2 separate regions of the Homo sapiens genome follow, and region 1 is linked to region 2. A link is an interaction called in ENCODE POLR2A ChIA-PET data of the cell type or tissue named here. Cell type or tissue: A673. All regions are shown on one strand.

Region 1 (8,000 bases), 320 kb before region 2:
AAGAGTCAAGTAAAATCTTATAAGCAAAATGAAACAATAGTAAACTTCTCTTCCCTTCCCATTCCTTCCACAGATATCCACACCCCGCCGGCCCCCAAGCCCAGAGAGAAACCCCAGGGACACACTGAGTGTGAGAGTTTTTTATTCAATTTGTGAAGGACAGTTTTAGAACAAAATGTTAGTAACACTCTTAGAACACTGGTTTGTTCATTTGACATTTTATCTGCACCAATTTTTATTACAAAAATCAAAAAAGTAAAAATTCATTACAATATTTGCAGAGTATAACCACTAGTTGCCTAGACAAAAGCTAATTTCTACAAAATCAAAAACTTAATGCAGTTTTATTAAGAGAGTCAAAATTCTCTCAGTTAACTGGATATACATAGTGGTATATATCTTAAAGCAGAAAACCCCAAAAAACAAAAACAAGGAAAAAAGAAAATACATGTCAACAGTCAGTTAAATATTTTGACCTGACAGTTTCTACAAATAGTGATTTCCACTACATATAAAGGAATCTGTTACATGTGGTAAAACTTCCAGAGACCAAGTAGGAAGTGTGGAATAAAAACAATAAATCCAAACGCAGCCCCAGGCTGGGCCTGTTTTCCATGAAGCCCAAGGCAGTGATCTTCATCATTAAGGAGGGACCACTGTGTCCACAACTAAAACCTTCAACCACATGGTGATCTGCAAAGCTTCATTGAAAAAGACAAACGTTCTCTTCTTCACACAAATCACTGCAGAAATCTTTGTAAGGCTGTACCTTGCATAGGGAAATAGCTGTGTTCCGTCAAATTCTACAGAAAAGAGTGGAAGCAAGCTTTTTAAAATGATGCCCATGTGCAAAGAGATAAATTACCAGGCACCTGATTTACCACCCCAATTTATCTTGATCATATAATCTTTTAACAAAAAGAAAAATGGCAATATCTGGTGACAGTATTAAAAAGACAATGTTGAGATTGGCATCAGAAAAACTCCAAAAGTGCACCTTATAAAAAGGACACCTCACTGTAGAAACATCTATGCACTTAGTAAGCCCTACTCATGCACAAACAAGCAGTTGCTGGGAACTTGTCGAAGTTTACTTTTTCAGAAAGTTGAAGTATATAAAAAACGTACAAGTTGTGACATTCGTTCAAGTTGCTGCTACATGGGTATTCTGAGCTGGCTACCAGGAAGGACTCCTGCGTTTCCGAGAGCCAGGTCAGCGTCTCTAGGAGCCGTGGTGCAGGTGCATGGTGCCCAGCACGGCACTGTCGTACCGCTCCTGCACCTTCACGGACTTGGAATGCTCGACCACACTGTTCAGTTCTGGGATGCTTTCAGCAGTGTCCCCAAACCCGTGGTAGTGTCCATAGTACAGGTTATCCCCAATGTCTTCCACCCAGGAAGGCCTACTGGCTATGCAGCTACTTGGACTCCCGTTCAGGTGCAGAGAACCGCACAACTCAGGGTTAGCTCTCAGGGTCTTCTCTGGCTCCTCAGTCCCACTAATGCAGAGAGAACCCTGGCTACTCGGAAACGGCTGTCCTGGGGCTAATCCACTGCTAATTCCGTTAGTTCCTGTCAAGCACTGGCCATTCCTGCTTTCCATCCCACTGAGCGGGGTCGTGGAGGGGAAGTCCAAATGTCCATTGATGACACATCCATTTGTCAATGTATTCGATACGGAGCTACTGTTTTTCATATCTGCATTAAGAAATACACCTGTCACCAAAATTCAGAACCAATGAGGGAGGAGAAACTATAAAATGCTTCACTGCCATTACAATTTTAAAGAATTTTAGTTTCTTTTTTTTCCTTTTAAACCAGTTCTTTTTTCAAAGTAAAATCAATGTGCATAAGTAGACTTACTATTAAAACGTTAACAGTAGTATTTGCCTGGTAAGATAGGAAAATCATGTGTGTGTCAGTAGCATCAGGTAGCTCAACTGAAAAATGTAAGCTGACAAATACACTGCATGAAAAATACCAACACAGTCCTGAAAAGCCATCAATAAAGTGCTCTCATTTTAAGACTACTTTCGAGAGCGGTTTTTAAAAAATCGCCCCTGAAAAGGTCCATCAGAACTGAGTGTAAAGTGTTCTACAGAGGGTTCCAACAGAACACAAACTTCTCTAGTTCTCAAGCGAAAATGGAAAAAAAGGTAAATGAAGTGAATTAAGGAAGCTCTTTGAACTATGTATGACAGCATCACATGAGGTTTTTAAAAAATCTTCTCTCCTCATAAATCAGGTAGGGACTCTTGACCCTCTCCTAAGTCTCAAATCAGGGCTATTAAAAGGAACCACTGTTTTTATTTTTTTCAGTAGCACAGAAATCTACGTAGTACTTCTGCCAAATGCCACATGAGAGCAGTGGCAGAATACAGAGAGACCGGCGACCACAGCAAGGAACTGTAACGGCCAACAGTCCTCAGGCATGCAGGCCTGGGCCAACAGCACAACGCAGAGTCGCTTCTTCTCAGTCCAGCAATTAAAATGACCATGGCAGCCAGGGTTTCATTAGGTTACTTTCAAAAACCACCTTTGCTGGAAAAAATGTTGGTAGTTTAATCTGCATATACAGACATCTATCAGGAGGGAGACGTCTTATGGGATAAAACGTCCATCATGGAACATCTGGGTACACCAGGACAGGCAATGACAAGTTATTCTTCTGTATACTGGAACTTGAGAATCAGTAATATTCATGTTCACAGGAATTCACGTAACAGTATAAGGGATGATCTAAAATTATCTCTAACTCGGTAATACTAGATTTTATCTCAATGTTCTTCACTACCAAAGCAAAGCATGTTATTAAATCTAGAAGAGCTCAGTTCTAATAACTTTTAGAATGAGGACGCAGCTTAAATACATCCGATTACCCTAACATGTCACACACCATGGGACTCTTCCCATAGAGGGCTTCCCCTCCATCTCACCTCCTGTAAACCTCTGACAGAGGCTTCTGATATGTCCTGCAAGTCTTCCTGCCAATAAAGGATCACGGCTTCTTCAGTGAATGGAAACATTATCTAAATATTCCATTAATCATCCTTTTTTTTTATATTTAAGCAACATAGTTTAATAATTGCTATAAATTCTTCACAGGACAATAGATTTTTTTTCCCCCAAATTAAATGATAGCTTTTCTATTTGGCTAAAATCCTAGACTAGAAAACAAGTGTTTCAATAGAAAATAAAAACTGAAATAAAACAAGTTATTCCCAGGGGAAATTCATATGAATTTTTTCAAAAACAAAGTATAAACAATGTTTTCCTAGGTGACAAAACTCAAATATGATGGCAACCTTGACAGTTGTTTATTGTGTGTATAGTTTTTACTAAGAGAATAAAGTAGGTAGAATTTTACTTCAGTGCCCAGTTAATCTGTTCAATTATTTAATCTCAAAATCAAGGCTGGTTGGTAAGCTCATGTTGTTACAGAGAATCTAATAAAACTAAGCATAACAACAGTGGGCACCTCAGACCTACTGAGGCAGAGCACGCACATCACGACCTCCAACGCTCTCCCTTCCTCTGCTCCCAGCTGCCAGCCAAGACCCGCACTTCCCTTCTGTCTGCCCGGCCAGCCCTCGGATCCCACGAACATCCAAACACAATGCTGGGGATGAGGTTTCAGACAAGATCCTACTTCTCTTCCAGCCAACCCCATAGAGAAGATCAGGATTTAGAAGCAAGCACCCTCCTATCCGAGCCCTTTCCAGGGGTGGGGACACTTGACCCTCCCGAGTCTCAAACTAGGGGCATTTAAAATGCAAAGATAGCTGTACACAGTTGTTCAAAAATGTAGAATTCTTGGAAATAATTTTGGCAGAACAAAAATTTGAAGTTACTCAAGTGTTTAAAGGAGAGCAGCCTGACTTTTGGTCTGATTCTCAAAGGACTGTGAAGGCAGCTCCCTCAAGCTTCCAGTGGACGTGGAGTGCCATGTCCCACAAGGAAAGCCTCGAGTAATCTCTAGTGATTTAACACATTGCTTACTCAGTCAGAGTGTCATAAATCAAATGATGGGAAACACAGGGTGTATGGACTCGGCATCTGGTAGACGGGATGGGCTGGGTTTTTCAAAAGTATGTTCCAGCTTGGATAAAGTTTAACAAATAACTAATGTCTGAGGAATAAAAGGTGGCCACTTCTGCCTATTCAAAAGAAGGTAGCAAGGTCACTTTTAAAAAAAGCAGGATTTGAGTTTTGTTATGGATCTTTAGCTAAGGTCAAATAGCCCCTGACTACAGAAAACCTATTATTTTAAATATACTAACTGATCTGAATTTCTCTACTGGGAAGAAGGTGACCACAGCAATTCTGTAGCTTCCAGAAAGATGAACACATTTTCTTTTAAGTTTAGTGAACACAAATGATTTTTTTCATGTGGGTTTGGGAAACAATATACATACTCTTCTTTTTTTCATCCCCAGTGAAGAATTTGCATAAAGACATAATAAACTTAAAAAAAATCTACTTCTAAATATTCATACATGTTAAGAGAATGGCTAAAAATGTTTTTGTAGTCACCTGAATAAAAAAGCAATAGCTAAATGGACAAATCATTTTAGATATTCTAAATGCTATAAGAACTGAGCTGCTTCTGCTTCTTAAAAATTGGAAACAGGAATACTGTTTTAATATACTAAAAACATTAATGTATAAAATGTGTGTTGTGAAACACAGTGTTTACCATTTTAACAGACTCAGAATGAAGACCACAGAAACCAGAGCAACCAAGTCCTGGGTAAAAGATTCCATGCTGGAGTGACTGGGCTGAGTCAGAACCACATTTACTAGTTTCTCAGTGTTTACTGCTAGTCGTCCTCTTTGTGGTATATTGGTTTGAAAATATTAACTGTAGCATGTTCGGTATATTCACCCAAAGGCCATATGTCAGAAAATTAAAAATGCAAACCTCATTAAAAATAAGCAAGGCACATTAAGCAATAGCTTCAAATCAGAATAAAGATTGCACTTACATTTTTCATGTCCACAGAATATACCCAAAACACTTCTTGTATCTACAAACTTGCCCAAGATATGCAAATTATAGTATAACATTTTTAAAAAGACACTGGACAACAAAGTGCAAAACATCTGAGAAAAACTTATGTTAGAAATAATATGCATACTGATTCCTGCAACGACAGGGGGTCTGCATTGCTGACACAGTATATATTTCTATTTCTTTTGGTCCAACAGAACCACTCTCCTGCTGTTTGGTGTCTTCAACCATTGGATTGTTGTTGCAGCTAACAGGAAACTGTCCACTCCCACCTGTTACAACAGCAAACTCCCTATCAACGTGCATTTTGTCAGCATCGTCTTCTGTGTCGCCATTCGTGAGTGGCACGGCAGAATCCAAGCTTTGAGCTGCACAGAAAACAAAGACTATTTCAGATTCCTTTGTCTGTAACAAGATAAGTGTTCAGACACACAGTTTACATTATTTTGTGTGAGCACTGAACACTTTAAACAATCACATAAAAAAAAATCGACAGGTCACTAATGAGCTTAGCACACAACTGAAAAACTTTTCCACAATCAAAAAGATTTCTTGACATGTGCAGATTTTAAGGTCATGGAATTTCAGATGCCTATTATAGATTTACTTGATGGCAAAAATTCTAATTTTCTGGACATTTAGAAGACATGAAGTGGTTATATAACCTGGAAACAATTCCAAACTCCATTTTCAAATTCAGCAGATTTTTTTTTAATACTAAGACAATTCTTAAATTTACATACAATTAAAACAATCCTGATTTTTTAAAAAAATCCACTATTTCCATTAACAAAAAAAATAATGTAAAGGCTAAGAGACTCAAGACTAGTCTGTCAGCACTGTCCCAGAGTGGCATTTGATCTGAGCACCAAAATACAGTAAAATAATTACACCAAAATACAGAAAGCGTTAGAAATGTGAAGCTAAAGCTACACGGGCACTTCACTTCCAAGATGACCATTCTCTGTACTGTGGAGATGCGAATGCCCCATGTCATACCCACGCTGCACAAGCACCTCCGCCTCTGAATCCTAGCAAGACTCACTTCTTACAACAAGCAGCTCCATGTGTCTGAACGGCTTCTCGTGTTTAAGAATGTTTTTACCAAAAAGGATTCTAACAAATCACTGTTACACCTTGCTTTATTCATTTACCATGGCATAAATGTCCTATCAGTTAATTTCAAAACAATCTTTCCTCTGCCCTATGGCTGTATTACGATTCGCCTAACCAAATTCCCTGCAGCTGTCTGGGCTGCTTCCCTTTTCCTTCCTATCATGAATACCACAATTAACATACTCATAAATGCATTTTTATGTGTATTTCTGGTTAACTCAGATACTTAGAATTATTTCTGGGCCAAAGAATATACACCACAAATAGCAACTTTCAGTGCTAAATACCTCCTTCATATAAACATTTAAAAATAGGGAGAATGGAACTTTGCAGCTTGAATTAGCTCTAGTTTTAGAGGCCCACGAGTCATTTTTGATTATACTGTATATATGATATCTGGATTATTCTACAAAGATGCTAATGTACAGAATGAGAAACCCGATTTCTGAAATTAGTATGGGGGAGAGAAACAGAACAGTGTGATTTGTGTAGTTGGGGGGATGGGGGGTAGTCAGAAGTCTGATTAGGTAGGAGGCCAAAAGCATTCTTCAAATACAAGTGCTTTAAGACCAGAGGCATTCAATGGTGGATTTTAGTCTTATCCATTCAAAGCTTTAAAAAATCTTCCACAGGCCAGGCTCCACTTTCACTATGACTCAGGCATGCACTTTTAAGAGATCAGTGTGTAAGCAGGGCATCTTTTGAAAAAAAGAGAGAGAAAAAAAAAAGGGCTGGGCATGGTGGCTCATGCCTGTAATCCCAGCACTTTGGGAGGCCGAGGCGGGTGGATCACGAGGTCAAGAGATCGAGACCGTCCTGGCCAACATGCTGAATAAATACTACTAAAAATACAAACATTAGCCAGGCGTGGTGGCGAGTGCCTGTAGTCCCAGCTACTGGGGAGGCTGAGGCAGGAGAATCACTAGAACCCAGGAGGCGGAGGTTGCATTGAACAGAGATTGCGCCACTGCCCTCCAGCCTGGTGACAGAGCGAGACTCCATCTAAAAAAAAAGAAAAAAAGAAAGAAAGAAAAAGAAAAAAGAATGGGAGAGGGGGGTGGTGGAAGAGCAGATCCCCCAAGTGTGCCAAAGTCGTCTCAACCTCCAGGAGCCTTCATGGCACGCAGACACAGAGAACCTGCAGCCAAGAGCGGGTCAACGTTTGCTCCTCCCACAGGCTGCAATCCTGCAAAGCCACACACGAACACGGTTTGTACAAAAGAGTGGACTTTGATGGGAATACAATGCAGACAGCTTAAAATACCTACACACTCAATTGGCGTTCAGATGCCAATGTTCCCCGGATAAAGTGGCAACTAGGGGTTACCTGCAATTTCACACCTCTGAAAAGCAGGTTAGAAAACCGCAACAGAGAAGAGCTTCACGAAAGCTGGGGTGTTTGTCTTCTCCTTCACTAGGCCCAGTACCTAGAATAGTACTCACATCAGCAGATGAAGCCCACCCACTAGCCAGGAGAAACAAAAACACAAGGTAAACAAAAACAAATGATCAGTAGCTGGCATAGCCTGTAATACAACCTGAGGAGTCACAACCATCCAGGCAGGCCTGGCCATGCGAGGTGCAGGGACATGCACCCTGAAGGCAGAGGTGCCACTAGGGGCCGGAAGAGCCGCGTTAAGGGCAGCCCAGGGAAGAGGCAGCGGGAAACACACTAGTCTCCCAGCAACAATTAATCCTGTAACTATAAGGCTCACAGTGACCAGGGACCTCTCAGAAACTGCTCCATTGAGTAGATGCATCTTTTGTTAATGCAGATGGTTTCTCTAATAAAGCAGGATAAGAATGAAAGGCTTCCATATTTTACCAATCAAGATTCTATTGTGGGAATCATTCCAACAGAACCTTAGAATTT
Region 2 (8,000 bases):
CTGATGGGCATCACTGGGCTGGATGTAGACTCCTCCTCGAAGGGCAGGGGGAGTGAATGAAAGCAGCCATACTGTCTGCTGCAGTGAGCCTGGGTTAGAGAGGCAGAGGAAGTTGGAACATAGTGTACTGAATGTGAAAATTTAAGTTTGGGTCAATATCAGCTCTTAGAACTTTTGTCTGCTGAAGCCTTTTTATTTTAGAATAATACTCTTTTTGATTGAAGCTGTCCTGGAAACCACTGTGGATATTTCTGCTAGTAGTCGTCCTCTGGTCAGAGGTTTTCATATTTGGGAGCACAGGTGACTATAAGCTCCCTGATGTTGCCTGTGCATACTTGTAAGGTTACCCTAAGGGCCTTAGCCTGCCAGATGCTTGCTGGTGACCAGCCGAGCCCCATCTTCCTCATGTCCAAATGAGTCCTCCTTTTGTCAGGTGTTAGTTCAGGAGGTAAACTTAATAATAAATGTGGCTGCTTTGGTGTAACCATAAAATGAGGAATATGCTAAAATAGAATTCCTTTGGAGGCATGGCAAAAATTAAGGCTGGAAGTTGAGTCTGGGCCAGATTGTAGAGCCTTTGATGACTGGTTCCAGCATCTTTGGCTTCAGTTTCTTCTGTGGGGTTAGGAGTTGGAGTGCTGGGTGCCCAGGAACAATCAGCCTGGGCCTAGAGACTGGACAGCAGTGGGGAACGGGCACCAGACAGTGACCTCCTGATATGCCTGTTACAGATGGTGGCCTTAGGTCCACATTTGCATGGGCTCACCCCTCTTCCTTTTTTCTGCTCCAAAGTCTGTGCCTCCATTGGGAGCACATACAGTTGTCACCCACTCTGTGAAGCCCTTTCTGACTCATGTTACGGGTACTTGCTTTCTGCCGCCGTGGACTACTCGGTGACTCCTCCTCCTCTTCCTCAACACCTAGGGCGACTTTTCCCTACCATCTTTCTGTGTCTGTGGACATCACCTCTCTCGGCCCCTAGATGGGAGGGGTCCTTACCAGCCTTGGGCTGCGGCCTCTCTGGGGAGAGCCCAGTGCCCTCCCTGCTGCATCCTTCATTTTCCTCCCGGTCATCTCCAAGCCGAGCCTCCTTTCTCTGGAACCAAGTGTGGGAGATGCAGTTGTGGTACAAAGGAATGAATGCCCACTTGCCTTAACTCATTTTTTTTTCTCTTATTGTCCTGTAGCCAGCTGCTGAATTCCTCACCACTCACCTTCACCTTTCTCTCGTTTTCTGTTCAGCCAGCTCTCTTGACCCTGGTGCTTCCTTGCTCGAAATCATGTCTTTTTTTTTTTTTGACAATACACTGTGTCAGAGGAATCCTTGAGTTTTACAACTGGAAGTGACTTTAGAGGTTAGCTGATTCAGCTTCTCTCCCTTCCCAGGTGAGGAACGGGACACCCACAGCTGTGTGGAGACTTATCCACCCTGCAGGTGCCAGCTAAATCCTTCAAAATGACCTTTCCAAAATTAACGCCATGTTCTGACATAGCCAAAACTGTAATGTCTGTCATACATGACAAGGTTAGTATTGATGTCTCAACACCATCTGATACGTAGTCTGTATTTACATTTCCCCAGGTGTTCCCAAGTACACTTTGTAGATGGTTTATCCAAAACGGTCCAGTGCAGGGCCCCTTCTGGCATCTGGAATCTCTTGATCCAGAGCAGTCTTGTTTTCCATGGCCCAGAATTGTGGACAGACTTAATGTCTGGCTTTTGTAGGTGCCCAGAAGCTGCTTGTTCAGTGAAGACATGGTAAAGACAATGGGGATGAGATACTGAAGACATTTTTTTCTTCTTTGGCTCGGGGGGGATTTCCCTCAGTCTTAAATATTAATGAAGTTCGGCCTTCAATTAAAAAACCATGCCCTTGGTCGTCCTCCATGCCATTGTCTTCTGAACCTAGGACTTGATCCCCAGGCTTGTTGGCTCCTTCCAGTCTCTCCCCAGTGTTTGTCCAAATCCCCATCGTCCCCCTTGTTCCTGTGGCTGAGGTTCTCCGACCTACGATTGCAGAAATCTTCCTCAGATAGTTTCTCTGCGTCTCACTATTTTCTTCTATGGTTTGTATAGTTTAGCACCTTCTAGCCATTCTATTTTATGCCCAAATCGCTTTATATATGGCCTGTGTATTTCACAGAGGGCAAGATAATTTTCCTAAACAGTGCCAGCTACAATTCAGCTTCCTAAGAAGCAATTTCTGGAAAGCACTGCAAGAGAAACGAGGTCCAGTAAACATACTCTATGAGAATAGAGTTGAGAAAGTCATTGTACTTTGGGGCTTCATTTTATCTCTAAATGAGAGGGCTGACCTGTAAGTCATGTAGATGATTCTTCTCTCTGTTCAGTGGGCTTTTTCTTGTGGTTATTTTGCATTTTTAAAAGTAAGAGTTTTCCTTGGCAGAATGGAGTTATCTGTAGGTCTGTTTTGATAAGTGAGATTTGGTGTGCCCTTTTCTTTTTGAAAGTGTGGGGCATTCCAGTTGCTGCTTCCTGTCCTCAAGCATGTTCCCCTTTCCCTGGTGAGGATGAGAAGTCTGAGGTCTAAGGGGCCCAATGCAGGGCTGTAGCAAGCAGGTGGTCAGGGAGGCTCTGCTCCGTAGTCTCAGCCCTCTTCCTTCTTCCAGCACCGCCGTGTCCTTCCCACAACGTGCCGCATTGTGTTGTGCGGTTCAGTGTTAGACCATGGGAACTCCCCTCCCCGCCACTTTTAAGAAGGTATTTTTCTATCCTTGTTTGAATACTCTGGGCTTCTTTTATCCCTGATTTGGTATTGTATTTGATTATGTAGTTTCTATTGAGAGCAAAATACCAAAAATAAGCTAAGGAATTTTAATGTTAGTTTTCTGGTGGAAAACTGGTAGGATGATTTCATTTTGGGAGTATCGGATCATTCTATTGCACATTTAATTCACTTAAATGTAAAAGTAAGGGTGAGTGTTTGAAATACGCTTTTTCAAATGGATAGATCCTAAAGCGTATTATGGTGCGAAGTGTGTCTGTGCAGCCACCCTTGTCCCCAGCATGGTGCCTGTGTGGGGTAGTGCAGGTGGCAGGAAGTGTGCCTGTGCTGGCATTGAGGCTTCAGCTGGGCAGGATTCCTAATGACCTTCCTTACCTCACCAGGAGCGCTTCTCACGCTTGGCTGTGTGTTGGAGTCACTTGGAGAGGGTTGGCATTTTGATTTGAGTCTCTGGACTCCAGAACACTGCTGGAGTATCCTGCCCTTTTACAGCCCCCCAGGAGGTCTTAACATGTAGCTCCTGCTGAGAATTGCTGCTCCTGAGGCTGAGGCTTCCAAAAGGAGGCCTGGAGACAATGGAATATGGTTTGTACTTCCTTCCCTCCTGCTGCTCCTTGCCATTGCCAAGAGTGGAAATACTGCTAAAGCACCCAGCAAGTCATGGTGGGGAATGAATGAATCCCGTCTAAGACACTTGTTTTAATAACCCTAGGGAACAATTTAGTGTGCTAAATGTCATGGTAATTCTTACATACACACTGATTTACTTTTTGCAGAGAGATTTCTATAAAAGTTTTGAGACTTCCCTATTATTCCCATAGTACAAAATTTCTCTGTACTCAGATTTTTCTGTTTCTGTTTTTTGTTGAATAGATTTCTATTTTAGGAAATAGTCTGTTATCTTTCTCTAGAGAAGCACTTCAATCGAAACATTTTGTTGGCTGAGAATGTGCATTTTCCCCCTCTCAGGGGTAAGGATTTGCCTCATCTCATTGTCTAGCTTCCTGTTGAGAAGTGTGGTGTGTGTATTCACTTAAACTCTGATGTCATATTGAAGCCCATTGGTGGGCAGTTTCAGCCAATCAGATGCTTCCTGGGTATCCAAGTAAGAAAGATATATAGTTCTGGAATAACAGGAAACTTCACATTTTTCACATCCTGTTATTCTGGGTTTTGTGACTTGCTGCCTTGCCACTATGAAGGTTAGTAGAAATTTATGTATGTATTTCTTTTTGTAGTATACAAAATTGACAAAATAAAAAATGACTTGAATTTTCAGAGCACTAAGATTAGATCTGTAGAGCTGAAAGACATTCAGATCTCCTATTTAAAAATGTTATGATGAAGAGAAATTTTATGTTTTGCATATAAGGAAGCTGAGGCCTATTTAATTCCTTTTAAAAAATGCAGCTTAACCCGTATTTGTTATAGGTGGTTATGTCAGCCTAGATGCTGCTCTCATTTGAGTTGGGATTTCTTCTTAAATAATAAATATTACAACAAATGTATTCTGTATGAAAGATGATTCTAAAGACTATCTGTTCTAAGGACTGTTTTTTAAAGGAAGGATTTAGCTTCATGAAATCAGTTATATTTTGTGCCTTTTGTTAGAAATGGCATCGGTAAGCACATAGAATGCTTAGATGTGTTCACAGCTTTCCTTTTACGTTTTGTGGTTCCATCTGATATTTCCTTGTGAACTTTAAGAAAGTGACCTCTGGTTTTCAGCTCCTTTCTTGACTCTTTTAGTGATTTGGTGGGTTTTTCTCTTGAGGTAGTTTTTCAAAGTCTGGTTCTTCTTTATTTATGTTTAAACATCTCATGACTATTTTTACTTATTTGGAAAATTATAGACAGAAGGCCTTTAGCTGCAGATGAATTTTGAATAATACAGCAGGACTTTTTCACATTTGGTGTCACTTTTCTTAGCTTCTCTTGGCGTGAGCTTCATTACAGCAGCATGCGGTGCCTGCAGGGTGGGTGGCTGGTTGGATGCTGGTGCACGTCTCCATTCGGATGCCTTTTCACTGTGCACCGGCCCCTGTGCTGGGTGTTGGGAGATGTACAATCTGCCACTGCAGATTTTTAGTCTAGGGAGGCCTGTAGACATCCACCATCAAACTATCATGACACGTGTTCTGGGGGAGCCTGGCTGGGGACCTGACCGGGTGTGGTGGGGGCAGCCAGGCTGTCAAGGCAGGGCTGTGTCAGGAAGCAAGATGAATAAGGATTAGCCAGGAAAGGGAAGGGACCGAAGGCAGGAAGAGGAAGAAGTGGGGCTTCTGGCAGGGTCTGCTAGAGGTGTGGGGAGAGGGCAGGACTGACAGGAGGAGACGACAGCCCTGGAGAGAAGGTGGGGCCCTTGTCCACTGATGCTTATTTCCGGTAATCTCAGTTAGAACATATGGCAACAGGATACACGTTTTGGTTTTTAAATGTATCTTTCTGTTATTGGCACCTCTGAAAGAATTTTTTTCTTAATTTTTCTGGAACATAGTTGTGGACGATTTGACTGTTTATCTTTGCTTGAGGTTATTTGGTGATCAGAAGCCATATGTAGTCTTTGGGCAGTATCTGAGATGAGAGCTCTGTTTGTTTTGACATGGCTGTGTGTGTGCACACGCGTTCTAGACACTAGTTGCCACATACCTAGGCAAACCAATGTGCTTTACCTTTCCAAGCTCCAGGATGGTGGTGGGAAGTGCCTGCCAGTGGCAATGTGACCAGCTCCATCGTGGTCCCAGGGCTCTAGATAGCCCTGGACTGGAGGGGATGCGGTTGTGGGCTTGCCTGGTTCTGGCCTCAGAGCTCTGAGGGTGGTGGTCTCTTGTCCCTGCCCCTTTCCTATCTGGGATCTGCTTCTCCTGTCTGTCCTCCTTTTACCCTCACATCCACTCTGCTCTCTGATGTCCGCATTTTCTTTTGCTGCTGTTAGCTTTGGAATCGACTGTCATTTTCCCTTATTTTCTGTGGCTAGGAAAGAACATCTGTAGCACGCCTTGCCTGGGGCCTCTGTGTTAATCTAAGGAGAGGAGGATTGCGCAAGCACCGTGCTTGCTTGCTGAATGCCAGCAGCCCACCCCCCCACCCCGCCCCGCCCCCGTGAATGAGCTCACACTCCAGAGGGGCAGGGGCGGGTGTTGGGTAGGGAATTGGCCTAATGCCGAGGGGGGACCCTGCACCTAAGTAGGAGAATTTTGATTGGGTTCTTACCTCAGGACTGAGAGACTGAGCGTGCTGGTCTCCCTGTCGCAGGTTGTGCGGTCTCCTTAGGATTTCAGGCTGAGCATCGTCGCGTTGCTGGGAGAACTTAGTTCATCCTGCACCCAACATAAGACTCTACTAATTTTGCTTGTTTAATTTTTCCTTTCAGACGTTTGATGCAAATGATTTGTATCAGGGGCAGAATTTTAACAAGGTCCTCAGTTCCTTAGTGACTCTAAATAAAGTAACAGCAGGTAAGACTCTTTTTTATTGAACTCGAGGGGGTGGGAAGACATACGGGCTGACACCTTTGGTTTTCTTGTTTTACCAAAGCCAGGGGAGCATTACTGAATTTAAAAAATAAGCTTTTGTTGCATTACGTTTTGATTGTTCCTTTTGCTGTGATATTTTATTTGCCTTGTTAGAATAGAATCTTCTTTAAATGTTCTGGTATATATCAGGTGTTTTCCTTTCTGTGGGTGGAGAGATTTCTCACCTGAACGTATAGCAGGAGAAAAGTGTCTAGTTCTTATGGGAAGGCTCATGGGCTGTGTTGGAGCTAGAAGCACCTTTCTCTCAGTTTTTACTGAGTGTATGCTGGTTAAAATTTGTATCTAGTGGGCAGAAGTTTTGAGCTGTGACCATGATAAGGGAGTGGCTCGTGGATTGGCCTGTAAAGTCCACACTACCTGTCCAGGGCTCCTGAGGGCTGTGGCACCCAGGTACATGGTGTGTGTGGTCCTAGCCCCCATTAGTACTGAAGTGGAGAGGAGGTTTTGGGGACATGGTGTGCCCCTCTCATGGGCCACAGCGAAGACAGGAGTTGTTCAGACAGGTCCTCTGAGGGAAGGTGCATGTTGTCCATGATGCCAAGGTCCCCGGAGGAAATGCTCCATGAGCCCTGAGGAGCTCTTTCTTGGATTTCTGTGTGGCTCAAAAGGAAGGAACTTTTTAGTTGCTTTTTTGGTCTTATTAGAGTAATTTTTTTTTCCTATTTACCTTCACGGATGTTAAATATCAGGTTTGTGGGGGAAAGTGCCGTGTCCTTTTCAAACAGAAACCTCCTGAGTTGATTTTGTCGGGGTCGCTTCTCAGCTTCGTCTGGCCCTTCAGAGGGGGGGGTGTACTTGCCTCACTGCACATTGAGGAGAGACGGGGGTTATGCATGCTTTGGGGCTGCAGTTCCTGGCTCCCGGAGGCTTCATCGGTGGTGCAGGGACTGTCCTTGGTGCTGCCTCCCAGCGCATGTGTGCTCTGACTGCTGTCTGGAAGCTGATGCTGCTGCTGCTGATGCTGATGCCCCGGCGAGAGGCACTGGCCCCCATCCCTGGGAGCAGGGGCAGACCCCAGGCAGAGGTGTGGCTGTGGCTGCGTGTTCACAGCTTGACTTCTGAGGTTTAAAGGACTGTTCAGATGAAAGCATCGAGGAAACAAAAATTTAAATGGCAGGATTATGAAGATGGATGTAACTAATGAAAATTGTCACATTATTTAATGCCTTCTCTGTCTCTACAATCTAAAAATGATCCTTTTAATATGAACAAACAATAAGAAAATCACAGCCGGGTGTGGTGGCTCATGCCTGTAATCCCAGCACTTTGGGAGGCCGAGGCGGGCGGATCACGAGGTCAGGAGATCGAGACCATCCTGGCTAACACGGTGAAACCCCGTCTCAACTAAAAATACAAAAAAATTAGCCAGGCGTGGTGGCGGGCACCTGTAGTCCCAGCTACTCGGGAGGCTGAGGCAGGAGAATGGCGTGAACCCGGGAGGCGGAGCTTGCAGTGAGCCGAGATCGCGCCACTGCACTCCAGCCTGGGCGACAGAGCGAGACTCCATCTAAAAAAAAAAAAAAAGAAAAAGAAAAAAAAAGAAAATCACTTATCTAAAGTTATGGATGACATTGAAAAGGACATACATTTAGAGTGGATCACTGGAATTTAATACAAGAAATACTGCAACAGGTGATGTACAGAAGTGGCATATTCATGTGTCCTGACCACATGGGGGAATCTGCCTGCAAACTCATATTCATCCATGCCTCAGAGT

Evidence for each region. ChIA-PET counts read pairs that join two places held together with the same protein. Peaks named below come from ENCODE experiments on the same cell type or tissue, not always from the same donor. Only the 100,000 strongest peaks of a DNase experiment are listed, where the experiment ranks them.
Region 1: POLR2A ChIA-PET joins it to region 2 with 16 read pairs; 2 of 35 experiments call an interaction of 5 or more read pairs at or near these places.

Annotation. Positions count from the first base shown.
Region 1 is chr13:110,878,415-110,886,414 of GRCh38, forward strand. It overlaps ANKRD10 (ankyrin repeat domain 10), which reads right to left. Exons shown (of 6, transcript NM_017664.4): 5 at 5,284-5,379; 6 at 126-1,698. The coding sequence ends at 1,223. Among named protein-coding and RNA genes, the nearest start is that of PRECSIT, 12 kb to the left of the region's middle. In A673, no CTCF peak of the experiment used is centred here; no DNase peak of the experiment used is centred here.
Region 2 is chr13:111,199,169-111,207,168 of GRCh38, forward strand. It overlaps ARHGEF7 (Rho guanine nucleotide exchange factor 7), which reads left to right. Exons shown (of 22, transcript NM_001354046.2): 3 at 6,121-6,205. Among named protein-coding and RNA genes, the nearest start is that of ARHGEF7-AS1, 55 kb to the left of the region's middle. RefSeq lists enhancers at 3,528-3,577, 6,696-7,197, 7,198-7,697. In A673, no CTCF peak of the experiment used is centred here; DNase peaks (open chromatin) are centred at 3,323 and 3,753; H3K27ac peaks cover 2,128 bases.